Linked DNA regions of Homo sapiens: region 1 is linked to region 2. A link is an interaction called in ENCODE POLR2A ChIA-PET data of the cell type or tissue named here. Cell type or tissue: PC-9. All regions are shown on one strand. Each heading gives the region's core, and the rest is flanking DNA. Links, peaks and the distances in the headings are about the cores only. Region 1 overlaps FRMPD3 (FERM and PDZ domain containing 3). Region 2 has its middle 39 kb from the start of RNF128.

Evidence for each region. ChIA-PET counts read pairs that join two places held together with the same protein. Peaks named below come from ENCODE experiments on the same cell type or tissue, not always from the same donor. Only the 100,000 strongest peaks of a DNase experiment are listed, where the experiment ranks them.
Region 1: POLR2A ChIA-PET joins it to region 2 with 5 read pairs; 1 of 35 experiments calls an interaction of 5 or more read pairs at or near these places.

Annotation. Positions count from the first base shown.
Region 1 is chrX:107,553,903-107,569,377 of GRCh38, forward strand. FRMPD3 (FERM and PDZ domain containing 3) reads left to right here. Exons shown (of 15, transcript NM_001388459.1): 8 at 483-602; 9 at 6,355-6,491; 10 at 6,825-6,951; 11 at 9,209-9,298; 12 at 10,985-11,164. Among named protein-coding and RNA genes, the nearest start is that of FRMPD3-AS1, 16 kb to the left of the region's middle. RefSeq lists enhancers at 7,393-8,190, 8,989-9,784, 9,785-10,582. In PC-9, for the core only: no CTCF peak of the experiment used is centred there; a DNase peak (open chromatin) is centred at 8,759.
Region 2 is chrX:106,680,584-106,695,474 of GRCh38, forward strand. It overlaps a transcript of RNF128 not described here. Among named protein-coding and RNA genes, the nearest start is that of RNF128, 39 kb to the right of the region's middle. In PC-9, for the core only: no CTCF peak of the experiment used is centred there; DNase peaks (open chromatin) are centred at 12,328, 12,708 and 13,018; H3K4me3 peaks cover 1,332 bases; H3K27ac peaks cover 2,135 bases.

The sequences.
Region 1 (15,475 bases), core at 7,070-11,069, 870 kb after region 2:
TTACCCATTCCCAGGTTCAACAATTATCAATACAGTGCCAAGATGTTTCATCTGTACCTTGAAATAATATTTTAAACCTTTGATTTACTCTAATCAGCAATTTACTCTGCTTGAGGCTGAGCCCCTCTGTAAGGTAAAGGCATGAATCCCACAGCAAGAAAAGAGGAGTCTGAGCCATTGCCAGGAGCCCTCCCTTCCTGCCTAGTGTCTTGGGCTTTAGACCCAATGGTTGATAAAGGTCATGTCCTAGATAAGTGATTTGAAAATTCCTCTTATTTTGGGTCAGAAGTGTAGAAAAGACCTGACTCCTCACTACTTTCCTCTGAGGGTAATTAGAATCAGCCAGGTCGGAGACAGAGTAGGAAACAACAGCTTAGCTCTGCCCCAAGCCCCACCTTAAAGAGCCACTGAGCTGCCAGCCCAACACCCCAGCCATTGATTCCAGATCTCTTTTCTTCTCCCCTTTCATCCCTGGAATTCAGGTGGTACAGCGGACACACTATCATGGAATGAAATGCCTCTTCCGAATAAGCTTCTTTCCCAAAGACCCTGTGGAGCTGCTGCGTCGGGATCCTGCTGCTTTTGAGTACCTATACATCCAGGTAGAGTCTGGCTTGGGGATACACAGACAGACCAGTGGACAAAGAAGCAGGCAGGCTGTTCTGCCATCACAATGAAATAGCTATGTAAGTTTTTCCAACCTCCAGGTAGCCCTGAAGGCCCTTTCCTTCCTTTTCTGCTACCATCGTAGGCCATGGCCAAGTTGGCTGGCCTGGTGACCTGAGCTGGCTGTGGCTCAAAGTCCTGTCTATTTGTCCACTCAGATCTCATCAGTTTTCAGAAACAAGCAATCCCAGTAACTCTGGCATCCTCACAGGATCCTAAAGTTTAACAAGCCCATTTCGGTTTCAACGGGTCCCAACCCCCAATACCTAGCTCCAGTATGAGATGATTCCCAATTCAGTTTATCCAGAAACATTTACTAGACACTTACTCTGGGTTAAGCCCTATGCTAGGTACTAGCAATCAGAAGTGAATGAAGAACTGTCCTGGCTCACTAGAGCTTATATGTGCCTGAATAAATATGACAGCAGCAGGGTGCAATGAAGATGAGGGCACTCAGGAAGCATTTTTCCAACTCTACACAAGAGAGATGGTGCAGGCTTCATGGAAAAAGTGATATATGCATGCTCTTAGCCTTGAAGAATGAATGAGAGTTTGTTGTGTAGAGAGATGGAATGGAGGGGGCATACTCTAAGCAAAGGGCCTTGCATTTACAAAGCCATGGTGGCATGAAACAGCATGGGATCATGAGAGAAGCATGAGTGATTTTTTATGGCTAGAGTACAGGATGTGAGGTAAAGAGGAGTAGGGAATAAAATTGGAGAGACAGGAAGCAGTGATCAAAGGCTTTTGGTAGGCCAAGGCAAGCATAGACTTTATGATTGAGCCTGGGCAGCGGTTCTTAAAGTGTGGCTGTTATAGATTCTTTGCAATTTCATGCTTCCTGGAGTGGTAGCATCAGCATCAACTGGGACCTTGTTAGAAATGCAAATTCTTAGGCCCCAGCCCAGTCCTACTGAGTCAGAAACTCTGGAGGCAGAATTCAGTACTCTGTGTTTTAACAAGCCTTCCAGGGGATTCCGATGCCCAAAAGACTTTGAGAACCTCTGCTTTATGATGGTGGTTTAAACCTTAGATGCACATTAAAATTATCTGGGAGGTTTGGGAAAATGCTGTGCCCCATCCAAGACCAGTTGAATCAAAATCTATGGGAGTGGGGTCCAAACACTGGTATTTTTTTAAATTCCTCAAGTGATCCTAATGTGCAGCCAAAGTAAAGAAATTCTGTGGGAGAGTAGGAGAGCAGAAATTATTAAAAGAGAAGAATAGCCTGGTCAGATGAGCAAATTCAAAAGACCACACAGTGCTAAGGAAGTACACCAGCTAGGGAGCAATGGCAGTTATCCAGAAGAAATGACAAGGGCTAGAACCAGGGCCATGATGAAGGAGGTGGGATGGGTTTCAAGAGAGATTTAAAGGGTAGAATGGATAGGCTTTAACTTAACAAGTGTCTTGTAGAGGTGGTATCATTCCCCAAGTTAGAGAATACAGACAATGGAATGGGTTTAGGGTAAAGATGAGTTCATTTTGGGAAATGTTGAGTTTTAGGTGCCCATAGGACATACAACAGCACTTAATGAGAGAAAAAAACCTCAAACTTCATCTGTCTCTGATGGTGATATCCAGGGAGGTGCTATGAGACATTGTCGTTGTCCTTTTTGACTGTTCTGACAACCTAAAATGTTAGGAACGTTTCCCAGACAGCCTCAGGTTCATTTACCAACCTTCTAGGAGGCAATGAGTTGTGGTTGCTCTGTGAATTTTGTAAGTTTAGTTCTCATTTTTTTTTTTTGCCCTGAATTTCTTAATTCAAGCTTCCAAGGATTACCTTGGTTTGAATATTTTAGAATTTAGTGACAAGATCATGTCCATCCTATCCTTCTGCTTCATGATGATATGGACTTCAGCTGTATTCTTTCTTTTTTACATGTAACAGCTTTATTGAGGTCTAACTGACAAAAGATAAACCGTACATGTTTACAGTACACAATACCATACGTTTTGACCTATGTTTATGCCCATGAAACCATCACCACAATCAAAATATTGAACATATCCAACACACCTAAAAGTTTATTCAGGCCACTTTGTAATTCATCCCTCCCAGCCCTAGGCTACCACTGACCTGCTTTCTGTCACTATAGATTAGTTTGCACTTTTTAGAGTTATATAGAAATGAGATCATATGGTATGTATACTTATTTTGATCTGACTTATTTGGCTCGGCATACTGATTTTGAGATCCATCTATGTTGTTGCGTGTATCAATTATTTCATTCATTTTTATTGTCAAGTAGTATTTCATGGTGTGGATATTCCAGAATGTGTTTATTAATTCACCTGTTGATGAACATTTGGGTTGTTTCCAGGTTTTAGTTATTACAATAAAGCTTCTATGAACTTTCATGTACCAGTCTTCGTATGGACATATGCCTTCTTTTCTTTGGGGTAAACACTTAGAAGTGGAATGGTCTGAGCATATGCTAGATCTCTTTCTTTAATTTTGTAAAGAAACTTTACTGTTTTCAAATGTAGTTGTACCATCTTTCATTCCCACCAGCCATGTATGAGAGTTTCATTTTCTTACATCCTTATCAGCACTTGGTATTTTCAGTATTCTTTTTTTACTTTAGTCATTCTGATAGTGCGTAGTGGCATCTCATTGTGATTTTCATTTGCATTTTCCTAATGACTAATGATGTTGAGCATCTTTTCATGTGTTTATTTGATGCTACGCATCTTCTCGGGGGAAGTGTCCATTTAGATCTTTGCCTGCTTTTTTATTGGGTTGTTTTCTTATTGAGTTTTGAGAGTTCTTTATATACTCTGGATACAAGCTGTTTGTTAGATATATTATTTGCAAATATTTTCTTCCAGTGTGTAGCTTTCCTTTTCAGTCTCTAAACAACGTCTTTCACAGAGCAAATGTGTGAATTTTGATGAAGTCCAGTTTGCTAATTTGTTCTTTTATGGACAGTGCTTTTGGTGTCATATCTAAAAAATCTTTGTCTAACCCAAGGTTACAAGAATTTTCCCCTATTTTTTTCTAGATGTTTTATCATTTACAGTTTTATATTTAGGCCTATGATCCATTTGAATTAACTTTTGTATGTGGTGCAAGGTATCCATCAAAGTTTCGTGTGTGTGTGTGTGTGTGTGTGTGTGTGTTTTTTTTTGCATATGGATATCCAATTGTTATAGCACCTTTTGTTGAGAAGAGTATCCTTCCTCCACTGAATTGCCTTTGTACTTTTGTTAAAAATCTGTTGTCTATATATATATATATATATATATATATATATATATATATATATAGATCTATTCCTGTACTCTCTATTCTGATCTGTTGGTCTACTTGTCTGTCGTTATGTCAACATCACACTCTTGATTACTGGAGCTTTATAATAATTCTTGAAATCAGGAAGTATTTGTTCTCCAACTTTGTTCTTTTTCAAAGTTGGTTTGGCTATTATAGGTCCTTTGCATTTTCATGTGAATTTTAGAATCACCATGATAATTTCTACCAAAACCTGCTGTGATTTGGATTAGGATTGTGTTGAAACTATAGATCAATTTGGGGACAATTGACATCCTAACAATATTGAGCCTTCCAATCCCTGAACACAGTATTTCTACATTTAATTATACCTTCTATAATTTTCCTCAGCAGTATTTTGTAGTTTTCAGTATATAGGTCTTTCATATGTTTTGTCAGATTTGTCCCTAATTATTTCATATTTTTTGATGCTATTGTAAATGATTTTGATTTTAATTCCAATTTTCAATTATTTCTTGCTAGCATATACAAATAGAGTTGGGGTTGGGCATGTTGGCTCACGTCTGTAATTGCAGCACTTTGGGAGACTGAAGCAGGAAGATCACTTGAGCTCAGGAGTTCAAGACCAGCCTGGGCAACATAGTGAGACCCCCATCTCTATACAAAAAGATTTATTTTTAAAAGAATAGAAATACAATTGATTTTTGTGTATTGATCTTATATCCTGAAACCTTGGTAAACTCACTACATTTGGCCCTTCATATCTACAGGTTCCATATTTGTGGATTTTGAAAATATTCAAAAACAATAAAAAATAACAGTGCAATAATAAAAAATACAAAATTTAAAAATATAATATAATAACTATTTGCATAGCATTTTTATTTTAGTTTAGTTTGAGACAGAGTCTCGCTCTGTCACCCAGGCTAGAGTGCAGTGCCATGATCTCGGCTCACTGCAACCTCCACCTCCCAGGTTCAAACAATTCTCCTGCCTCAGCTTCCCAAGTAGCTGGGACTATAGACATGCACCACCACGCCCAGCTAATTTTTGTATTTCTTAATAGAGACAGGGTTTCACCATGTTGGCCAGGCTGGTCTCAAACTCCTGACCTCAAGTGATTCACCTGCCTCAACCTCCCAAAGTGCTGTGACTTTAGGCATGAGCCACAGCATCTGGCCTACATAGCACTATAGCAATTTTTTTTTTTTTTTGAGATGGAGTTTCGCTCTCGGCTCATTGGAACCTCCACCTCCTGAGTTCAAGTGATTCTCCTGCCTCAGCCTCTCAAGTAGCTGGGATTACAGGCGCCCGCCACCATGCCCAGCTAATTTTTGTATTTTTAGTAGAGACGGGGTTTCACCATGTTGTCCAGGCTGGTCTTGAACTCCTGATCTCAGGTAATCCACCAGTCTCCGCCTCCCAAAGTGCTGTGATTACAGGCATGAGCCATTGCACCTGGCCTTATATAGCATTTTAATTGTATTAGGCATTATAAGTAATCTAGAGGTGATAGAGGTATACAGGAGGATTTGCATAGGTTACATGCAAATACCACAGCATTTTATATAAAGGACTTAAGCATCCACAAATTTCAGTATCCATGGGGGTCCTGGAAGAAATCCTCCATGGATACCAAGGGAAAACTGTAGTTGTAGTAGTTTTTTGTAATAGAATCCACTGAATTTTCTACATAGATGATCATTGATGATGTATTCCTTTTCCACTCTCTCCTATATTATAGTGATATCACTGTGGCTTCCTAGTCCCTTAGTCCATACTGGTTCCACTTTAACAAAATGGGAAACTGGTCTAACCAAGGCTGACTCATTGATAGCTGGGGCTGTGACCCTCAGGGTTTGGGGGTTGTCATACCCTTGGCCAGTAGTTCCTGGAGACCTCCTCTAGGATAGCATAGGGAAGATTGACTCATCAACATTTTTGTCCTTCAGACACCAAGAAGAAGAATGCCTCCCCCATCCCTGCAATTCAGCTCTCACCCTGGGCTTCTGGGCCAGGGCCCTGTGGAGAGTCCCTCCCAGTATCTTTCTCCCCTTGTTTCCATCTGAGCTAGTAAAGGAGCCTTGTATGGCTTGGGGGTGAGTATAACCCCCATGAAAAAAAGTAGGAAAGTCTCTTATAAAAGGAGGAAAGAAAGGGAGTGGTGCCATGTCTCACTTTTGCAGTGAACTGGACTGTCTGCTTGTACCTTGCCATTGTGTGCCCCTGTCACTGAGAAGGCTATCTAGTATCTGCTGAATAAAGTGAACAGTGTCTATGAGACCTGAGCCTCCTCTGTTGTCTCTTCTCCAAGGGGAGCTCCTTCCTCTGTCCCTTGATCTAGCATGCCTTACTGATACTATGAGTATTGTCTGGGATGTAAGGGAGTAGATCAGGGGGTGGGGAAGGAATGTCTCCTTCAGCTGATAGGTTTGGACTGCCCTCTCTCACAGAGTCGGAATGATGTTATTCGAGAACGCTTTGGAATGGATCCCAAGCCAGAGATGCTTTTGGGCCTTGCTGCGCTCCACATCTATATCACTGTCTCAGCCACTCGACCTAGTCAGAAGATCTCGCTCAAGAATGTGGAGTGAGTTGTGCTGCGGCCCGTTGGGATGGGGGGCGAATAGTTGCGTAGGGAAAAGGTACACTGGTTGAGCTATGCTATGCTTTTCAGAAATGTAGGACATGGGATGGGAGTGAGAATTGGAGTCCCTCATATCTAGACTATGAAGCCCTAGAGCTACAGCTTCTACTAGGGAGCTGTGGCTAATGTTATTTTCCTATCCCTGTCCCTTTTTCTTTCTCCCAGTCTCTATTCCTCCATCTCTACCTCTCAGATTCAGTCAATTTCTGTCTTACCATCTTCTCTCTGTCCCACTTTGCCTCTCTCACTAATCTCTTACTTTTCTTCTGCTTTTAGGAAGGAGTGGGGCCTGGAACCCTTTCTTCCCCCCTCCCTCCTGCAGGTCATCAAAGAGAAGAACCTCCGGAAATCTCTCTCTCAGCAACTGAAGGCTCACCAAACACATCCTTCCTGCGGCACCAAGGTATCCAGAGTAGACCACTGGGCATGGTGCTCCAGGCACTACTGGCCACAGGGAGATCCTGGGTGGTTTCCCAGCAGAGTCTGGTCCTCTAGGGATCCTCACCACTGCTTTTGACTCAGGTGCACATACGGCTTGGCCAGGTGTGGGGCAGTTGTGGAGAGGAGTCTTCCCCAAGCCTGAGCATCCCAAAGAGACAGCTGAGTGACACATCACTGAGAGAGCTCAGGGTCCTCAAAGCAAAGGGGCCAAGATGCAGGAGATAATTCTCAGGTCCTTTTCACCAATTAGTCAGTGCCGACTGAGCATGTATCATGTGGAAAGCACTGGACCCTAGGGAGGCACATGTTTTCCATGGAAATGACTAGGCTGGTGTGGTGGCTCATGCCTGTAATCCCAGCGCTTTGGGAGGCCAAAGCAGGAAGATCACTTGAGCCCAGGAGTTTGAGACCAGTCTGGGCAACATAGTGAGACAGCGTCTTTACTTTTAAAAAAATAATTTAAAAAAAATGTAAAAAAAGGAAATGTACCTCTGTACCTCTAATTCATCAGTCCTAGGGTGTGGAATTCTGGGAGACAAAACCCCAGCCCAGGGGAAAGTGGGAGAGTTGGGGGCACAAGACCTGACCTGGAGAATGGGTCACTGGGTGGAATGGTGAGGGATCAGGTTACTGCCTCCACTTTCTAGTGCTCTGAGGGACTCCCACTGTCTGCTTTCCCAAGCCCCGCAGCAGCTTCTTAGCTTTGTAAGATTCAATCTGCCTGTGCTTCCTGCCCTAGAAGCAGGAGAGTGGTGAGACGCACTAGAATCAGCATGCAGATGTACATATGGGACGCAATCGCCCCATACATTCCTCCCATTCCAGATTTCTTGCATTACCAACTAGCTTCTCTTTTAAGATGCAAATTTCCCCGGAGAGTTAAGCCATTCCCACCTTGCTGTGAATATTTAATCAGATTGTTTTCTTCTCAACTGAGAGCATCAGTGCTCACCACCATCTCCTCAGGTAACATTTTTTTCGAGGCACCCCAGTGCTTGGGTTGGAAATATGAAGATGAAGAGGGCCTGGTCTTGGCCCCTGAGTCAGGCACAGTCTAATGGGGAAACACATTAGTCAGTCCCAACACAGTGCATTAGGCACAGGTGCTCTGGAAGCACAGAGGAAGAACACTAAGCCCAGCCTGAGGGAGGTGGAAAAGGCCAGAGCTGGGTCTTGAAAGACAGATAAGAGTTTGTCTAGATTAATCCGTGGGCATGGGTCATGGGAGGAAGTGTTTCCCAGGCAGAGAGATCCATCTGTACAAAGGCCCAGAGATATGAGAAACCATGGTGCAAGGACAGAAATGCAAATCATTCAGCCTAAGCAAGTACAGAAAATGCAAGCTGTGTGCAAGGGGTGAAGATAGGGGCAAGAGAAGAGGCCAGAGAGGTTGGCAGGAGCCAGTTCATGGAGGGCCTTGTGTGCCAAGGAAAGAGGTTGTACTTCATCCTCTAGGCAGCTGGGAGCCATTGAAGGGTTTAAAGCAGGGAGCTGATGTGATTAAACTTATGTTTTAGGATGCTCCCTCTAACAGTGTGGAGGCACTTGAGGGAAAGAGGGAAACAAGTGTCAGTCCTGAAGGTAACCTGGCTGTCACCCTGACACAGGTGGGAATGTCAAGGCAATGACTGGCTAGAGAAGAGGGATGGATAGATTGGAAAAGGAGCTAGGGGGTAAGTATCCAGATGATCTGGTAACTGCTGGCTCTCACATGAGGCGATTAAGGAGGAGTCCAGTGTGACTCACAGGTTTCTGGCTTGATTGCCCAGGGGATGCTGATATAGACCAGGAATGCCTGAAGTGCAGGCTTGGGACTTAGGAATGCTTAGTATGAACGGTATTGAGTGGGACCCCCAGCTGGGGAATGACCAGCATGTACATGACTCTAGGGGTCTGAAACATCTCAGGAGAGAGGTATGGATTAGGTGGGGCGTCAGTTAGTTGGAATTAAACCAAAAACAAAATGAGTAAGCTGGATACTTTAGGAATGAAGATCAGGAGGTAGGACAAGATTTTAGAAAGGGAGATGAGATACTAGAGGGAAGAGCTGTCCAAACTAGAACCTTGCTGCTGTTTTAAGAAGGGCATCTTCACATCTCCACAGTGTCACTTGCTGACTGGTGCCTGTCCTAGGATGTTGAGACTCCTCGTTGAGAACATGGGTTTGCTTTTCCTGTGCCCCTCAGGCTTCTCATATTTCTGGATGGGTTTTTCCACAGGGCTCTGCAATTCAGGCAAAGCTCCAGTATCTACGAATTCTGAATGAACTTCCTACCTTCACGGGCGTTTTGTTCAACACTGTAGGCCTGGTCAGTGGCGCAGGATTGGGGGATGTGGGGAGGGAGCCCCTTGTTGGCTCTTGTCCTTGGGTGTGGGGGCAGGAGGGGCAAATATTTCTAAAGGCCTTCGTTCCTCTTCCTCCTCCTTCTACCTCTTACCTCCCTGGCCCTGCCTCTGCCAAAATGATAAAGTGGGAGGAGATATTTGTTTTGAGTATCCCTCCATGACCTTTTTTTGTTCCTCTTCCTCGATTTGGGGGCGCAGCATACTTTTTCCATAAAGGGCCAGATAGTAAATATTTTAGGTTTTGCAGGCGGGCCATACTGGCAACTGTGGCAACTACTCAGCCCTGCTGTCAGATTATGAAAGCAGCCACAGACAATGCATAAACAAATGGGTGTGGCTGTTTACCAATAATTATTTATGGATACGAAAATTTGAATTTCATGTACTTTTCACATGTCACAAAACATGCCTCTTCTGATTTTTTTTCCCTACCATTAAAAAATCTAAAAACCATTCTTAGCTCCTGGGCCATAAAAAATAGGTGGTGGGTGGTATTTGGCCCATGGGCCATGGTTAGGCAACCCCTGCTCTATTTCATTTTTGTTCCACATACTCCCACAGTCCCCTACCCTAGGTTTCCTGAGTCCTTCTACTTCTCCCCCTGCTTGCTCAGCACCTTTGCTGCAGGAACAAGGCTCTGGGGCAGGGCACAGCTGGTCCCACCCTAAGACTGTGCCCCAGGCTAGTTTACCCTGGTGAAAGGAAATTCAAATCACCTTGCTAATTGGATCCAGGTGCTTGTCTTGCTCCCAGGAGCACATTGTCAGCTAGTGCGGCACATCGGTGGAAAGCCACTTATCAAAGTGCCTATAGACAGGCACAAGAGGTTCCTCAGGGTGATGCTAATACCAGGGAATGGGCCTCCAGACGACCCAAGCTTGATTGCTCCAAGGAATCTGTCAAGACCTCTTAAGGGAATCCAGTCCTTCAGGCCGAGAGGTAGCCATTTACATACTGGGATTTGCAGAACACTGAAAGCCCACTGTCCCCTCCCACCTCCTTCATACACTGTCAAATCTTTCTTCCACCCACCTACCACTGCTAAAATTTCTATTGGCCATACCTGCTGGAGTGCCCATTAAAAGGCAAATCTCTGCTTAACGAGGGAGGCTGCCATGAAGTACCCAATCAACCCTCAACACCTTAGGCAGAGTTACTGTGCCAGTTTAGTTTTTGGCCTGGGTGAGAAGTGCAAGTTTGAGTGGCTGTTGGTGGGGGGAGGGTAAAGACCAGACACAGGATGCCGCCTTCTCAGGCAGAGCACTGGGTGGGGGCCTCAAATGGCCTGCAGCAACAAATGGAAAGCCCCTGGGGCTTGGAAGGGGAGGGTGCTCCAAAGGCCCCCAAACAAACCTCACCTACTTCACGGTTTTGCTTGAGCTAGCCCTTCTGCCTGTGCACTTTACTCAACCTGCTGCTGAGGCTAAGGTGTTCATTTGGACCCATAATCTGGGGCTCTATCCCAGGAACCATTTTCTGTCCCAGACCATTTTCCCCTCCAGGTTGTCCTACTGTGGCACTGAGCCCCAGATATTTTCAGACCCCACCAGAGAGTCCAATGCATGTTTTCTATTTCCTCCTCCTGCCTCCTCTCCCCACCTCCTCCACCCTTCCTTCTGTGAACGTTGCCTGCCATTCTTGGGCACCAGGATGAGAAGCAGTCGGCCACCACGCTCCTGGTGGGACCCCGTCATGGCATCAGCCATGTTATTGACCTCAAAACCAACCTCACCACTGTGCTGTCCGAGTTCAGCAAGATCAGCAAGATCCAGCTGTTCCGGGAGAACCAGGGCGTGGCCCGGGTGGAGACCAGCATCATGGATGCCAAGGTAAGCCCTGCTTTGAGGGCCTCCTTCTGTTTAGGAACAGGCCTTGGGAATAGAGGAAGAAGTAAACTTGAGAAAGAGAATTGGAATCTGTTAGGTGAGGTTCAGTAATTCTGAAGTGGTTCAACCCTGGGACTCTTTGGGCTAATATGTCTCTTCTCAGCCCTCTGGGACATGCCATTTTGACCACATAATAAGGTCAGCCAGCACTAAGGAATGCTATGGAGAGTCAGATCAGCCTGAGACAGTTCTTCAGCACAGGGCAGGGAAACTGGAGAACTTGGAGCTACCCCCAGACCACTGCTTCCCATTTTTCTCATATCATAGCACACAGAAAATTATATTCACAGGCCGGCATGGTGGCTCATGCCTGTAATCTCATGCTTTGGGAGGCCAAGGTGGGCAGATAACTTGAGTCCAAGGGGTTTGAGACCAGCCTGGGCAACATGGTGAAACCCTGTCTCTACAAAAAATTACAAAACTTAGCTGGGCATGGTAGCACACACCTGTGGTCCCAGCTACTCAGGGGACTGAGGTGGGAGGACTGCCTGGGCCAGAGAGGTCAAGGCTGCAGTGAGCTGTGATTGCACCACTACACTCCAGCCTGGGCAACAGAGTGAAACCCTGTCTCAAAAAAAAAAAATAAAATAAATAAAAAGTAATAATAAAGAAAGAAAAGAAAAAAGAAAAAAAAATTATATTCATGTGGAACACTGGGGTAAATGTAGCAGCCCCAGAGACTCTGTCCACCCCAGGTTCTGCCTGGCTGCCCCAGAAACTATAGGAATGAATATCTTGGCCCATCTTCACCCATTCCATGTGCACAGCAGTTGGGGGGCCCTGCCATAGGGACACGCACCTTGAGTCATTGAAGAGAGGGTGTCTGAGCATGTGAACAGAACAGAGGGGGCCTGGGAAGAAGGGGAACATGCAGAGCCTTGTCCTTATTTCACCTCCCAGAGTCCAGCCCTTCCAGAACCTTAGATTCATTCCCATAGATCAACTCCTTCGGACTGGCAAGCAGCTGTCGCCTGTGCAAAGTCTGGCAGTCTTGGTCAGCCACCCCCTCCACAGCTCTCCTGTTTGAATACCAGTGACCACTGTGGGTGGGGGGCAGGCCTGCCTGCCAGCTGGCGGAAGCTCTTAGAGGAGTTGCAACTTTCCTTTCTTAAACGATTTCCCAGGGGGAGATATTGGTAGCAGATTAAGAGGTGGAGTGTTTGCTGTTTCTAAAAGAGAAAATTATTTGCTTTATTTTTGTCTTTGTGAAACCCAGAAAGCTTTAATGTGTTGATTTTTCCACCTGTGATTCACAGGATTCCCATTGGTTTAGGAACTGGCTTGGAGCCGATGTTTAATTGGCTTGCGGCTACCTCCTCAACCAATGGTTGCTGCACTCCTCAGATGTTGTTGGGTAAAAAGCCAAATGGACGGGCAGAGAAGGGGGCAGGGAAGACAAGGCATGCAGGGGAGATGTGGCTTCCTGAGAAATAAAAGGGGTTTAAAATAGAGACACAGCTTTCCAACTGAGTCTTCTATGTTCTGAGTGATTCTCAACATTGACTACACAATAGAATGTCCTTAAGTGCTTTAAGAAAAAAACAGATGCCTGGGTCCTACTCTCAGAGATTATGATTTCTTTGGTCATGGGTGAAACCCAGGCATCAGGATTTATTTATTTTTTTCAGTTTCCTAGGTGACTGTGTAATGCAACCACTTTGAGAATGCACAGGCTTGAGACCTGTATTACCAGAGCTCTGGGAGGAAACAGGCTGAACAGGGGATCAGTGGGTGTTGTCTGAGTGAGGAGCACTATGCTTATTTCTAGGGGTGATCCAGCCACAGTTGTGGGAATGAATGCTGCCCTGGAGAGGCTACATTGTCATTGGGGAGACTAGATTCACAAAGACACATGACCTGCCTTTAAAGCACAATATCAGAACATGTATAGAGCTCTGGAATCAGACAAGGCTCAAATCCCAGCCTTCCTGTGTGACCTTCAGAAAGTGTCTTAACCTCTCTGAATCCCGATTCCCTCAACTGCAAAATGGAATGCCTATCTCAAAAGGTTTTTATCAGGATTATTATTATTATTTTTAATTTTAGAGATGGGGGTCTTGCTATGTTGCCCAGGCTTGTCTTGAACTCCTGGGCTCAAGCAGTCCTCCCAAGTCGGCCTCCCAAAGTGCTGGGATTACAGGCATGAGCCACTGCACCCGGCCTGTTGTGAGTATTAAATGAAAAAATGTACATAAAATGTCTTAGCATACTGCCTGGCACACAGTAAGTACTCAATGAATGAGACCTGTTATTTTTTCAAAAGCAAAACATCAGTAAAGAAAAAGTAATATGAAGTAAATGTTACAGACAAGTGTGATGTGGAATATGGAACAAAAGAACAGGAAGGAGTTAATCAGATCTGGCTTCCCACAAGAGGGTGTTTTAAGCTGGATCTTGAAGTGATAGGCATGAATTAGCAGAGAGAAGTGGGATGTGTTCAAAGGCAAGGAGCAAGCACAGAAATAAGCAAGCCATATGTGCAGGTCGATAAGCATAGTTGCTTGGCTGGAGAGGAGAATAACGAGAAAAGAGATTGAAGAGATTGGGGGTGGGCAGAACAAGTTGGTTAAAAGCCTCAAAGGCCAGTCTGTGGAATTTAGATTCAATGTGGTAGAACAGTGAGAATCCACAGTAGGTCTTTGAGCAGAGGGGTGATCAAATAAAAGTTGATTTGGACCAGGGTGCAAGATGGGGGAGAGCAAAGCTAATGTCGAGCTAGGGCAGTGAGGAGGGGATCATGGCACTAGTCCAGGAGTGAAGGGACAAGGGCCTGTGCTGGAGGGACAGCAGTGGTAATGAGAAAAAAAGAGGAGATGTGAAATATGCAAAATCAGTAAGATGTGGGTGCATATTCTCCCCTGCATACCACTCTTGCACAGACAATGCACGTGTCTTATTATACCTAGCCCTTCTGCCTACTTCATGGGTCCCAAGTACTCTGAAGAATGGTACTATGTGCCCAGCAGAAGCAAAATGGATGATATTGTAGTGAAAAGAGAAAGGGAAGATTGAGGGAGAAAAAAAGATCAAGGTTTAGATTTGACAGTCATTTAGTATGAACTTGCTGTTGCTGGGAAGCATGCTAAACACAGAATTTATTTTATTTTATTTTATTATTATACTTTAAGTTTTAGGGTACATGTGCACAATGTGCAGGTTTGTTACATATGTATACATGTGCCATGTTGGTGTGCTGCACCCATTAACTCGTCATTTAGCATTAGGTATATCTCCTAATGCTATCCCTCCCCCCTCCCCCCACCCCACAACAGTCCTCCAGAATTTTTTGTTTTTTAAATAAAGAGGCTGGGCACAGTCGCTCATGCCTGTAATCCCAGCATTTTGGGAGGCCAAGGGAGGCAGATCACTTGAAGTCAGGAGTTCGAAACCAGCCTGGCCAACATGGTGAAATCCTGTCTCCACTAAATCTCCACTAAAAATGCAAAAAAAAAAAAAAAAAATCAGCTGGGCGTGGTGGCACACACCTGTAATCCCAGCTACTTGGGAGGCTGAGGCGGGAGAATTGCTTGAACCTGGGAGGCAGAGGTTGCAGTGAGCCGAGATCATGCCACTGCATCCCAGCCTGGGGGACAAAGTGAGACTCCGTCTCAAAAAAATAGAAAAAAAATTAAAAGACAGAAAAAAACATGGCTTGCTGGGTGCAGTGGCTCATGCCTGTAGTTCCAGAACTTAGGAAGGCACAAGTGAGAGGATAACTTGAGCCCAGGAGTTCAAGACCTGCCTGGGCAATATAGTGAGACCCTGTTCTCCACAAAAATGAAAGAGAGAGAGAGAGAGAGAGAGAGGGAGAGAGAGAGAGAGAGAGAGAACCATGGCTCCTTGCCTTCAAAAAGCTTACCTAGCTTGTAGGATAGAAATGGACATATACAGCCCTGCACGGTGGCTAATGCCTGTAATCCCAGCACTTTGGGAGGCTGAGGCGGGCAGATCACCTGAGATCAGGAGTTCAAGACCAGCCTGGCCAACATGGCAAAACCCTGTCTCTACTAAAAATACAAAAATTAGCCACGCATCGTGGCGCACACCTGTAATCCCAGCTATTCTGGAGGCTGAGGCAGGAGAATCCCTTGAACCCAGGAGGTGGAAGTTGGAGTGAGCCCAGATTGTGCCACCACACTACAGCCTGGGTGACAGAGCGAGACTCCATCTCAAAAAAAAAAAAAAAAAAAAAAAGCACAAATACATGGCACACAGAAGGAAGTGCCATAGGAGAGCTACCAAGAGCATGTTAGG
Region 2 (14,891 bases), core at 10,892-14,891:
TCCTGTTTTAGAATGGTCACTGTCTGCTGGAAGGAGAACGGATTATAAGGAGATTGGCAGAGACTGCTATAATAGATGTACCCTAATACCTGTTCTCTTCTTCTATAGTAATAGATCTCCCAATATTTATCTGGGAACAAAGCTACCTAGAATAAAGAATACCTTGCTCTGCTTCCTTTGTAGCTAAGTAGGCCCTATGACCAAGTCCTGACCAATGGGAGTGAGCATATGTGATATGTACAATTTTGGAACCATTCCCTCAAAGGTTAAGAGGGAATGTTTTATTTCCGTCCACCCTCCACTTCCTGCTAGCTATAAAGTGAGCATAGTCATGAGACATTGTGGATCACGCAGAGAAGAGCAACACCCTAGGGATGGCAGAGCAACCAGCTATTAGGAGCCAAGGTCCTGTCATTGTGGAGCTGCCATACCAGCTTTGCACACTGCTTACCACAGTTTTGGCTGTTACATGAGACAAAAAATAAAATTCTGTTTTCTTTAAGTCACTATTATTTTGAGTATCTGAACAGAAGTTAAACCTGTATTCTACAAATGTAGGAGGCAAAGGTGAAAGCAAGGAGACCAGCTAGGTAACAAATAATATTGAGAGAGGTAGATATATTCAATATAAATTTTAAAGGTAACATTAAAATGCAGATTTTGTTACAGTTAAAATATAGATTTTTAAATGTAATAAGTACTTTCATTCAGGTACTTAATATTAAGTACAAGTAGTTGAAAAGGTCTAGTAATGTTAAATTTTGACAGCAATATATAGTAGTGGTTCTAAAACTTAGCTTCATATTGGTATCACCTAGAAAGCTTCATAATTACTGTGCCTGAGATGCACCTCTAATTGGGGTGTGGCCTGGGCACTGGAGTAGCTAAAAGGTCCCCAGGTGATTTTAATGTGCAAATAACTTTGCAAATCATTGGTATATAGTACTGTTTCAAGCATTTGTTAGTTTTATTAGAGCTCAAGTGTCACACAATGCTTTAAACTCACCTCCTATTTAGGCTCTGTAATTTCATGTACTATTAATGCAGCTTTATTATGAATTGTGCTGCTGGGAAGGAAAACATTAGAAATTGGTAATTTGTAAACAACTTTTTCACAGAGCTCTAGTGCGTTTCATTTGGAAAAGGCCTTATAGATAAATCCTAGTCTAACCTTGTTTATTGTGCAAATGAAGTAAAGGGCCCAGAGAGATTTTTATTTTCCCAAGGATGTGATACTAGTTATTGCAGAGTTGGCACTTGTGGAAAGTTTTGGGTTGTGAGATGCTCCATAAATGTTCAGAGTACCACTTAAAGTAAAAGTAAACATCAAACATTTATAGATTGGAAGTTGAGGCACAATGAGTTTAAAATGAAATGGCAGCAACTTATTTGTCAAAACCAGAACTAGATCCAGTTACTATACATCATGTAGAAGTTGTATGATCTAAAGTTCTTAAACTTGAAAGTGCATAGAAATTACCTGGAGAGCTTATTTAAAAAGCAAGTTCCTAGGTTTCCCCTCAGATTTTGATTCAAGATGATGGAGGGTGGGACCCAAGAACCTTCATTTTAGTAAGCTTCCAAGGGATCCTAATGTAGGTGTTCCACAGACAAACTAAAAACACTGAATAAGCACTTAGACCATTCACCTTCCAGCAAATTATCTTGAGTTAAAAAAAAAGAAAGAAAATTGTATTGATGGGTATTTATTATTTTAGGACTAATTCTACTCAACTGCAAATTTTTAAAAACAATTTAAAATTGTATTTGCAAGTTATGACTCTCTGAAAACCATAAAAGGAAAATGTAAAAGCACTTATGTGCATTATATATGACGATGGTTACCATAACGTCATGTACTTCAGGCGGAAGCAGAGCAAGATGGTCAAAAAGAAGATTCCACCAATTGTACGCACAACAGTAACACAAAATTGAACAACTATCCACACAAAAACACCTTTATAGGAACAAAAAATCAGGCGAGTGATCACAGTACCTGGTTTTAACATATTAAGGAAGGAGGCACTGAAGAGGGTAGAAAAGACAGTCTTGAATTGCCTACACCACCCATCCACCAGCAGCAACCACGTAGTGTGGACAGAGAATCTGTGTGCATGGGGGAGGGAGAGTGCAGTGATTGTGGGACTTTGCATCGGAACTCAGTGCTGCCCTGTCACAGAAGAAAGCAACACAGGGCAGAATTCAGCCAGTGCTCACAGAGGGAGCATTTAGAACAGCCCTAGCCAGGGGGAATCCTCCATCCCAGTGGTAGGAACCTGAGTTCCAGCAAGCCCCACCACCACAGGCTGAAGTTCTCTGGGGTCCTAAATAAATGAAAGGCAGTCTACACCACAAGGACTGCAATTCCTGGGCAAGCAACAGTGCTGTGCAGGGCTCACAGGCAGTGAGACACTGGCTAAGGCAGCCAAGGGAGTGCTTGCATCACCCCTCCCCCAACCTTAGGCAGTGCAGCTTACAGCTCCAGGAGAGACTCCTTCCTTCTGCTTAAGGAGAGGAGAGGGGAGACTAAAGAGGACTTTGTCTTGCAACTTGGATACTAGTTCAGTCAAAGTAGGATAAGGCACTGGGCAGAGTGCTGAGGCTTCCATTCCAGGTCTCAGCTACCAGATGACATTTCTAGACACACCCTGGGCCAGACGATAACCTGCTGCCTAGAAGGGAAAGACACTGTGCTAGCAGGATTTATCACCTGCTGACTAAAGAGGTCTTGGGTCCTGAATAATCAGCAGTGGTAGCCAGGCAGTACTCACTGTGGGCCATGGGTGAGACTCAGAGACATGCTGGCTTCAGGTGTGACCCAGCACATTCCCAGCTGTGGTGGCTACAGGGAGAGACTCTTTCTGCTTGAGGAAAGGAGAGGGAAGAGTAAAGGGACTTTGTCTTGCAGCTTGGGCACCAGCTCAGCCACATTGGGGTAGAGCACCAAGCAGGCTTCTAGAGTTCCTGATACCAGGCCTTTGCTCCTGGATGGTATTTCTGGACCTTCCCTGGGTCAGAGGGGAGCCAGTGCCCTTAAGGGAGAGACCCAGACCTGGAAGCATTCACCACAGGCTGACAGAAGAACCCTTGGCAGTTAAACATCAGCGGTAGCCAGGCAGTACTTGCCACAGCCTGGGGTGGTGATGGCCACAGGAAAAAATTCCTCCACTTGAGAGAAGTGGAGGAAAGGGTAGAAAAGATTTGGTCTTGCAACTTGGGTACCACATCAGCTTCAGTAGAATAGAGTACTGGGTAGATTCCTAAGGTCCCAATCCCAGCCCTTGGCTCCTGGATAGCATCTCTGGACCCTCCCAGGATTGGGTGAGGAACTTGCCACCCTGAAGGGAAGGACATAAGCCTGGTTGCATTTGCCACTTGTTAATTGTAAAGCCGTAGGGCCTTGAGTAAACATAGGTGGCCGCCAGGAATGGTCACCATGGGTCTTGGGCAAAACCCAGTGCTGTTTGCTTCAGATCTGACCCAGCACATTTCCAATGGTGGTGGGAACAGGGGTACTTGTATCAACCCTCACTCAGCTCTAGGAGGTTCAGCACAGAGAGAGAGATTCTGTTTGTTTGGGAGAAAGTAAGGGAAGACAACAAGAGTCTCTGCCTGGTAATCCAGGGAATTCTTTTAGATCTTACCCAAGACCACCAAGGCGGTAACTCTGTGTGTCTACAAGAGACACAGAATTACTGGGTTTGGAGTGCCCCGTAATGAAGATATGGCTGCAGGGACCAAAGACTTACACCACAATACCTAAGTCCCTTTAAAGACTTGGCAAGCTTCCTTAAGCAGGATGCGTACAAACAAGCCCAGACAGTAAAGACTGCAATAAGTACCTATCCCTTCAATTTCCAAAGTCCACAAGCATCAACGCCATCCAAGCAAACATTACCTCACCAAATGAACTAAACAAGGCACCAGTGACCAATCCTGAAGAGACAGATATATGTGATATTTCAGGCAAAGAAGTCAAATGAGCTGTTTTGAGGAAGCTCAAAGAAATTCAAAGTAACATGGAGAAGGATTTCAGAATCCTATCAGATAAATTTAACAAAGAGATTGAAATAATTTTAAAAGAAGCTGAAATTCTGGAGCTAAGAAATGCAAATGACATACTGAAGGATGCATCAGAGTCTCTCAACAACAACAAAAAGATCAAGCAGAAGAAAGAATTAGTGAGCTTGAAGACAGCCTATATGAAAATACAAAGAGAAGATAAAAGAAAAAAAGAATAAAAAAGAGTGAAACACACCTACAAGATCTAGAAAATAGCATCAGAAGGGCAAATCTAAGAGTTATAGGTCTTAAAAAGGAAGTAGAGAGATCAGGGTGGAAAGTTTATTCAAAGGAATAATAATAGAGAACTTCCCAAACCTAGAGAAAGATAGGAATATTCAAGTACAAGAAAATTATAGAACACCAACCAGATTTAACCCAAAGAAGACTACCTCAACGCATTAAGTAATAAATTTCCAAAGGTCAAGGATAAAGAAAGGATCCTACAAGCAGTAAGAGAAAATAAACAACTAACATACCAAGGAGCTCCAATATGCCTGGCAGCAAACTTTTCAGTGGAAACCTTACAAGCCAGGAGAGAGTAGCATGACATATTTAAAGTACTGAAGGAAAGAAACTTTCATCCTAGAATAGACTATCCAGATAAAATATTCTTAAAACATGAAGGAGAAATAAAGACTTTCCCAAACAAACGGAAGCTGAGGGACTTCATTGACACCAGACCTGTCCTGTGAAAAATGCTACAGGGAGTTCTTCAATCCAAAAGAAAAGGATGTTAATGAGTCATAAGAAATCATCTGAAGAGACAAAACTCACTGGTAATAGTAAGTACACAGAAAAACACAAAATATTATAACACTGTATTTGTGGTATCTAAACTACATATATCTTGAGTAGAAAGACTAAGAGATGAACCTACCAAAAATAAAAACTACAACAACTTTTCAAGAAATAGATAGTATAATAAAATATAAATAGAAAAAACAAAAAGTTAAAACATGGGAGGATGAAGTTAAAGTATAGAGTTTTATCAGTTTTCTCTTTGCTTGTTTGTTTGTTTATTTATGCAATCAGTGTTAAGTAGTTATCAGTTTAAAATAATTAGTTATAAAATATCATTTGCAAGCCTCGTGGCAACCTCAAATTAAAAAACCTACAACAAGTACACAAAAAATAAAAATCAAGAAGTCATAACACCAGAGAAAATCACCTTTACTAAAGGGAACACAGCAATGAAGGAAAGAAGGAAGAGAAGACCACAAAACAACCAGAAAACAAATAACTAAGTGTCAAGAGTAAGCCCTTAATTATCAATAATAAGATTGAATATAAATGAACTGAACTTTCCAATCAAGAGATAGACAATGGCTGAATGGATGAAACAAAAAACAAGACCCGATTATCTGCTATCTATGAAAAACACACTTTACCTCTAAAGACACATGTAGACTGAAAATAAAGGGATAGAAAAATATATTCCCTGCCAAAGGAAACCCAAAAAAGAGCAGGAGTAGCTATCCTTACATTAGACAAAATATATTTCAAGACAAAAATTGTAAGAAGAGACAGAGATCATTACATAATGATAAAGGGGTCAATTCAGAAAGAGGATATAACAATTGTAAATGTATATGCACCCAACACTAGAGTATCTAGATATATAAAATAAATATTATTAGAGCTAAAGACAGAAAGACCTCAAAAAATAATAGCTAGAGGCTTCAACACCCTACATTCAGCATTAGACAGATCTTCCAGGCAGAAAATCAACAAAGAAACATTGAACTTAATCTGCACTATAGACCAAATGGACCTAATAGATACTTACAGGACATTTCATCCAATGGCTGCAGAATACACATTCTTCTCCTCACCACGTGGATCGTTCTCAATGATAGACCATATATTAGTCCACAAAACAAGTTTTTAAAATTCAAAAAATAATGAAATTATATCAAATATATTTTCTGCCCACAATAGAATAAAACTAGATATCAGTAACAAGAGGAATTTTTGAAACTATACAATCATATAGAAATTAAATAATATGCTCCTGAATGACCCATGGGTCAATGAAGAAACTGAGAACAAAACGAAAAATGTATTGAAACAAATGATAATAGAAATACAACATATCAAAATGTATCATATACAGCAAAAGCAGTGCTAAGAGGAAAGTTTATAGCAGTAAGCACCTACATTTTAAAAGTAGGAAAACTTCAAATAAACAACCTAACAATACATCTTAAAGAACTAGAAAAGCAAGAGCAAACAAAATCTGAAATTGGTACAGAAAAGTAATAAAGATCAGAGCAGAAATAAATGAAAATGAAATTTACAGAAATACGAAACATCAATGAAACAAAAACTCGTTTTTTTCAAAAGATAAATAAAATTGACAAATCTTTAGCTAAACTAGCTAAGAAAAAAAGAGGGAAGATACAAATAAATAAAATCAGAGGTGAAAATAGGAAACATTTCAACTGATACTACAGAAATTTGAAGGATCATTTAAGGCTGCTATGAGCAATTATATGCCAATAAATTGGAAAACTTAGAAGAAATGGCTAAATTCCTAGACTTATACGACCTTCCAACATTGAACAATGAAGAAATCCAAAACCTTAACAGGCCAATAACAAGTAACGAGACCTAAGCCATAATAAAAATTTTCCCAGTAAAGGAAAACAGGAGACCAAATGGTTTCACTGCTGAGTTCTACCAAATATTTAAGAAGAACTAATACCAATTCTACTCAAACTATTCCATAAAACAGAGAAAGAGGGAATACTTCCAAACTCCTATGAGGTCAGTATTAACTTGATACCAAAACCAGGGAAAGATAAATCAACAAAAAGAAAACTACAGGTCAATATCCCTGATATATATTGATGCAAAAATCCTCAACAAAATACTAGCAAACCAAATTTAACAACACATTAAAAAGTTCACTCATCATGACTAAGAGGGATTTATCCCAAGGATGCAAGGATGGCTCAACACACAAAAGTCAATCAATGTGATACATCATATCAACAGAATAAAGGACAAAAACCACATGATCATTTCAATTGATGCTGAAAAACATTATGATAAAGTTCACATCGCTTCATGATAAAAACCCTCAGAGAACTGCATATAGAAAGAACATACCTCAACACAATAAAAGCTATATATAACAGACCCATTGCAAGTATCATGTTGAATGGGGAAAAACTGAAAGTATTTCCTCTAAGATCTGGAACATGACAAGGATGCCCACTTTCACCATTATTCAACATTGTACTGAGAATCCTACCTAAAACAATCAGACAAGAGAAAGAAATAAAGGGCATTTAAATTGGCAAGGAAAAAGTCAAATTATCCTTCTTTGCTGATGATATGATCTTGTAGTAGGAAAATCTAAAGATTCCACCGAAAACTACTAGAACAGATAAATAAATTCAGTAACGTTGCAGGATACAAAATCAACATAAAAAAGTTAGTAGCATTTCTATATGCTGATAGCAAACAATCTGAAAAGGAGACCAAAAAATTTATTCCACTTAGCAAAGCTAAAAACAAAATAAAATACAGAGGAGTAAACTTAATCAAAGAAATAAAATACCTCTAAAATGAAAACTATAAAACATTGACTCAAGAAATTGAAGAGGCCAAAAAAAAAGAAAAGATAGTCCATGTTTATGGATTGGAAGAACCAATATTGTTAAAATGTCCACAATACCCAAAGCGATCTATGGGATTCAACACAATCCCTACTAAAATACCAATGACATTCTTCACAAAGAGAAAATGAAAATTCCTAATATTTATATAAAACCCCACAAGATTCAGAATAGCCAAAGTGATCATGAACAAAAAGAACAAAACTGGCGGAATCACATTACCTGACTTCAAATTGTACTACACAGCTATAGTATCCAGAACAGCATGGCACTGGTATGAAAACAGACACAGAGACCAAAGGAACAGAATAGACAAACCAGAAATAAATCCATACATCTAAAGTGAACTCATTTTCAACAAATATGCCAAGAACCTACATTGGGGAATGGACAGTCTCTTCAATAAATGGTGATGGGAAAACTGGATATCCATACGCAGAGGAATAAAACTAGACCCTATCTCTCACCATATACAAAAATCAAATCAAAATCAATTAAAGACTTAAATCTAAGACTTCAAACTCTGAAACTACTGCAAGAAAACATTGGGGAAACTCTCCAGGTCATTGGACAGGGCAAAGATTTCTTCAGTAATACTCTACAAGCACAGGCAATCAAATAAAAAATGGACAAATGAGTTCACATCAAGTTAAAAAGCTTCTGCACAGCAAAGGAAGCAATCAACAAAGTGAAGAGACAATTCACAAAATGGGAGAAAATATTTGCAAACTATTCATCTATAAACTAGGGATTAATAACCAAAATATATAAGGAACACAAGCAACTTACAGGACAAAATCTAATAATCCAATCAAAATGGGCAAAAGATCTGATAAAAGATTTCTCAAAAGAAGACATACAAATGGCAAGCAGATTCACGAAAATGTGCTCAACATCACTGATCATCAGAGAAATACAAAACAAAGCTACAATGAGATATCATCTTACCCCAGTTAAAATGGCTTTTATCCAAAAGACAGGCAATAATTAATACTGATGAGGATGTGGAGAAAAGAGAACTTTCATATAATGTTGGTAGAAATGTAAACTGATACAACTACTATAGAGAACAGTTTGGAGGTTACTCAAAAAACTAAACTAGAACTGCCATAAGATCCAGCAATCCCACTGTTAGGTCTACATACAAAAGAAAGGAACTCAACATATCGAAGATATATCTATACCCCTATGTTTATTGCAGCACTATTCACAATAACCATGATTTGGAATCAACTTAAGCGTCCATCAACAGACGAATGAATAAAGAAAATGTGGTATATGTACATAATAGAGCACTATTTGGCCATAAAAAAGAATAAGATTCTGTCATTTGCAACAACATAGGTAGAACTGGAGATCATCATGTTAAGTGAAATAAGCCAGGCACAGAAAGACAAACTTTGCATGTTCTCACTTATTTGTGGAAGATAAAAATTAAAACAATTGAATTCATGGATATAGAAAGATAAAGGTTGGTTACAAGGCCTGCAAGAGTAGTGCAGAGGGAAGAAGCAGGGATGGTTGTTGGGTACAAAAATATAGTTAGATAGAATGAATAAGATCTAGTATTTGATAGCACAACAGAGGAACAATTTGTTGTACATTTACAAATAACCAGAAGAGTATAATTGGATTGTTTATAACACAAAGTGAAGATAAATGCTTGAGGTGATGGATATCCCATTTGCCCTGATGTGATTTTTACACATTGCATGCCTGTATTCAAATATCTCATGTTCCCCATGAATACACCTACCCACACACAAAAATTTTATTTTCAAGTTTAAGTTATGTACTTCAACCTCCAGTGCAATGTAACATAATAGCTTAGGAATGTTCTCTTATTACACCAACACTGGCACAAGATGTTATGGGAAAGTTGTCATTGTTTAAAATTTATTTTATTTGTATTTTTTTAAAATATATATATAGAGAGACGGGGTTTTGTCTTGTTGCCCAGGCTGGTCTCGAACTCCTGAGCTCAAGCAATCCGCCAGCCTCAGCCTCCCAAAGTGCTGGGATTACAGGCATGAGCCACTGCACCCATCCAAGTTGTCCTTTTTTCAGAACTTAATGATTTAACTTGTGCAAAAATATGTCAAGATTTGAAACTAGTATGTTCAGATTATTTAACAGGGAGCCAGTGGTAAAGGCCTGGGTGTGTCTTCCTACCTTTCTCCTTGTTTGTGCATACAATTACACTTCTTTGTAAAGATGCAAAGAAGGCTTGGTTTTATTACCAAAAGAAAGTCATAGTATGCATATTATTCTTTAATTTGCTTTGCTTTCCATGGGTATAAGATCTTTAATAACATGTAATAAAATACCTTTGGGGCATTTGCTACAAATATTTCCCCAATGTATCACTGCCTATTTAAAATAGTTCAATATTGTTGAGTGAGCAAATGTTCCACTTTAATTTTTTCCACTGATATGACAGTCTTTTCCCTTTCACAAGGTTTAATAAATACCCAGGTCTGTGTCTGCTGGTTTTAAAAAATTCTTAATTTTTCAAAAAACATTATTACTTAATCCAACTGTAATTTATTTGGGTGTTTTGTGAGGAGGAAATGAGGAGCAAACTGATTATTTTCCTTCTTTAACTGACTAGCCAATTGTCCCATCACCATTTATTGAATGGTGCCTTCTTGGGTTGTTTTGTTTTGTCTTGTTTTGTTTTTTGAGACAGAGTCACTCTGTCACCCAGGCTGAAGTGCAGTGGTGCAATCTCAGCTCACTGCATCCTCGACCTCCCAGGCTCAAGCAATCCTCCTGCCTCAGCCTCCCGAGTAGCTGGGACCACAGATGCACACCGCCACACCAGCTATTTTTTTTTTGATAGAGATGGGGTTTCATCATGTTGCCCAGTGTGGTCTCAAACTCTAGGGCTCAAGCAATCTGCACGCCTCTACCTCCCAAAATGCTGAGATTACAGGCATGAGCCACTGTGCCTGGCCTTTTTGTATTTTTTATTGATAGATTATAGTTGTGCATATTTATGGGGTACATGTGACATTTTGACACATGCAATGTATATCGATAAAATCAGGGTAATTGGGATATCCATCACCTCAAACATTTATCTTTTCTTTGTGTTGGGATCATTACAATTCTTCTCTTCTAACTGTTTTTGAAATATACCATACACTGTTGCTAACTATATTCACCCTTCTGTACTATCGAATACTAGAACTTCTTCCTTCTAGCTAACTGTATTCTTGTACCCATTAACCAACTTCTCTTCATCCCTCCCTCCTCCTTCCCTTCCCAGCCTCTGGTAACTACCCTGGAGACATGGGAGGAGAAATGAGGCAGGAGAGCTTTTCCTTAGTGTATTTTTATCCTGAATTGTTTCCTGAATACGTAAAATGTGTTAAGATTTTTTAAATGTTCAAAACTTCAACCTATTAAATCCACTGAAAAAAACTGTTAGGATATAATCTTAAACACAGAAAAAGTTATTATAACAAAATGATAATAGCAAAAATATTATTTAAAATTTTGACCAAACAAAAATGGAATGACTAAGTAAACCGAGGTATTTCCATTAATGGAATATCATTTATCCAACAAAGCATTGTCTACAAAGATTATAAGATAAAATATATAATGACTGAGATATTAAATGAAAAACTAATTTAAAAATATATAAATATGATCATGTAACTAAGAAAAAATCCCTACACAAAATAATGAAAAGAAATCTTAAGATAAACAAAGAAATATTATTTTTTAAAATTTGACTTCTAATGGATTTAGGTAACTTCTCATTAATCTGCTTTTAAAGTTTTTCATGAGAAGATTTTTTAAGGAGTAATTTAATTGGCAGAAAAGGATAGATCAAATTTCTGGGATTTTACTAATTATTTAAATGTTGAATGTTGATGTTGAATTTATCACAAAAGACTGTCCATCAGCAATCTCTAAGCTAATGGTTTTGACAACATTTATAATAACAATAATAACATTTCTGTTTTTAGTCTGATAATTTTCTCTGGTGAATACAGGCTTTATTGTGATCCTAAAAACACATCAAAATGATAGGGCTAGTAGCAAAATAATGAACTATTTGTGTTTACTCTTAAATTGACCATAAGCTAATACACAAGACCTTTAATCTTTTCAGTTCAATTATATGAATTATTAGGCTGTTACTAGGTGTATGATGCTAGTAGTACCAGGTACTATGGGAGGGTACGCTAATGAGTAATTGGCAGCTATGATATGATAGCAAGGTTCATATTTGTATTATACATCTGCTGGGATTTATTCAGCAGGTTCTGCTGCTGATTCCCTGAACTCCTTCCCTCTGCTGAGTGGTGTGAACTGTTAATTCTCACCTGCAGGGTCCACTCCAACACTGATATTTCAGATGTTTAAAAGCGGACAAGAAGTAGGGAGAAGAAACAGCTTCATTGACCACCTCCATCAACAACGTCTCCTATTTTTTTATTTTCGGTTGTCCTGTCCCCTTGACTCTAGTAAACCTTCCTGATTCCAGATTACCTGACTTGGACCTTGGACTACCATTGTCCCTACCTTCCTTTTGACCTGGTAGCTTTTTGCTTCCCTGGAAGCCTGATGCCTGTTTGTCTAGTTTGCTGACTCTTGGCCCAGTCAGACTCCTGATATCTCTGTTTGTCTTGTTCGTTCATCTATTCCTTCATCAGCCCTTGGCACACATTGCAATCTCCCCATCCCAGCAATTTTCACAGACCAGTTGACCCCGTAGCGTATGTGTCCTAATGCTCTTAGTGTCCAGTGTGCTCCTGAATAAAAACAGAGCTTGAACTAAAGGAAGCAATGAAACAAATAAAGTTGTCTATACATCTGGGAGAACTAAAAATTTAAAAATGTAAATGTTAAAAATTAAACCTTCAACAACCTTTTTTAGAGTATAACACATGGGGCACAAAAATTAATGGAATGCAGCAACTTGCAGGTATCAATCAATCAACAAATATTTGAGTGCCTGCCATGGGCAAGGCACTATACTTGAAAGGAAAGGAATTCTAGCTACTGAAATATGTTTGTTTTCCAACGAATAAACAAGGTAACAGAGGATATCCCTTGGGGAGCCTGCTAAGAAAACACACACACACACACACACACACACACACACACACACAGAGAGAGAGAGAGAGAGAGAGAGAGAAATTAGAAGAGAAAAAAGCAATAAAATTCATTCTACTAATGCCATAGCAATTAAACTCATGGATCTTAACTTACTCCAGGCTGAACTGGTTGATAGCATATTTCAGCAGGGCTTGGCAAACCAGTTTAGTGTTTTAGATATTCTGAGAGAGGTAACTTTCAGCCTTGTCACGTGGGATTCCCCAGAGTCCAGTTCCTCTTTCCAATCCACTCCATGTTTATGAAAGTGCATTAGTTGGAACAGTAAGAAGAAAAAAAAATGTACTGCAGGAAGTCATCCAATCCTAATAAGTTGACATGTAGAATAAAGTTGATGGTGTTATTTATTACTAAGGTAGTCCTGGTTAAGGGTTACCTGTGTGTACAGCTGGAGGAGGGGCAAGCAAAGGGGAATGTAGATAACTAAAGTGAAATAGAGCTGATGTATCCAGAGGTTATGTTGCTAGAGGTGAGATCAGTTACCTACGTGCAACTGAAATTTCAAACTTCTGTTCAGCAGGGACGTGAGTGGACAATGGTGACTGATAGTTGGAAATATCAGCAAACATCTTAAATTTTATACTCAAATGAATGAGCAATGAACCAGGAGAATAGGTCCAGTTTTTTTTGGCTCCTTGTAATTTTTACCTTTTTACTTAAAATTACAGCATCTTTTTCAATGAGTGCCTATGTGACTGTGACTTATTACAATGAAACCAGCAACTACACTGCAATAGAGACATGTGAATGTGGCGTTTATGGATTAGCTTCACCAGTGGCTAATGCTATGGGAGTGGTAGGCATCCCTAAGAACAATAACTACCAAGCTTGTGACCACAACACTGAGTTTAGTAATACTAAGAAGCCCTGGATTGCGCTGATAGAAAGAGGTAATTGTACATTTTCAGAAAAAATTCAAACAGCGGGCAGAAGAAATGCTGATGCTGTTGTGATTTACAATGCTCCAGAGACTGGCAATCAGACGATACAGATGGCAAATTTTGGTAAGTAATAATTGATTCACAAAGAGAGTTAATGTCCGTTTATCTTAGAATGGTATTTCCATCTAGAACTGGTCTAGGATCTGGCAACAAGGTTGTAAAATAATTTTACTTTAAATTTTCTTGCCTGGCACAACTTGTAATTACTTTATTATTATTTAATATTTTTAATTAATTTGTTCCAAAGACAGTAGCAATTCATGAAGTGATTCCTATTTTCTTTCATGTTTTCTTAGCAATATAAGTTTCCTCAGTGGGCATTATATCGTGAGTTGCTTTTTAATAAACTGTGCCTTTACCTCTAAACATTAAAAAATTTAATTTCATTATTAATTTGCACTTCTCAGTTTGATTTATTTTCTCCTGCAAAAGGGATTGTATGTTTTCAAGTTTGTGAAACTGCAAAACAGTTTCATTATGCTTAAATAATAGCATATTATAAGTGTGTAAAATGTTATAGAAATGAGAACTTGACTCTACTGTATGCTTGTAAGATTTGAATCTTTTTGCGGGACTGATACAAACGAATCTGCAAAAACGTGATATTACCCATTGAAAAGTGTATGGCAGAAATAGGATAACACTGTAATTAACAAAGAAAATAAAGATTTCCCTTAGAAATATTTACTAATGGCTTCTTAAGTAAATAGAAACTTCTAATTTATTAACTTTTTAAAGGAGTTACTTCTGAAAATCACTGGTTTTTATTTATTTAAAAAAACAGTTTCCAAGTAAATAGATTTTTAAACCAATGAAGAAGTAAACTTCTGAACCCCATTTTGTTCACTGTGGATAGGTATGTGTGTTTTTATCAGACTTGGTCTAAAAAAAAAAAGGAATAATTTCAATCAAGGCAAGCGCTGACAGTAAATGAATACAAAATTTTGATAATTGGTGTTATTGCCAAATTTGGCCTCTAAGAAAATTAATGCAAATTAAATTAAACAGATTTTAGAATTATGAAAAGGAGAAAATCAAACTTATGTTAAGAATAGTATGGTGCTTGGAATGTTCCAAGTTGTACACATACAATATCACTGTTTGGTACTAATATTTGAAAACCAAACTG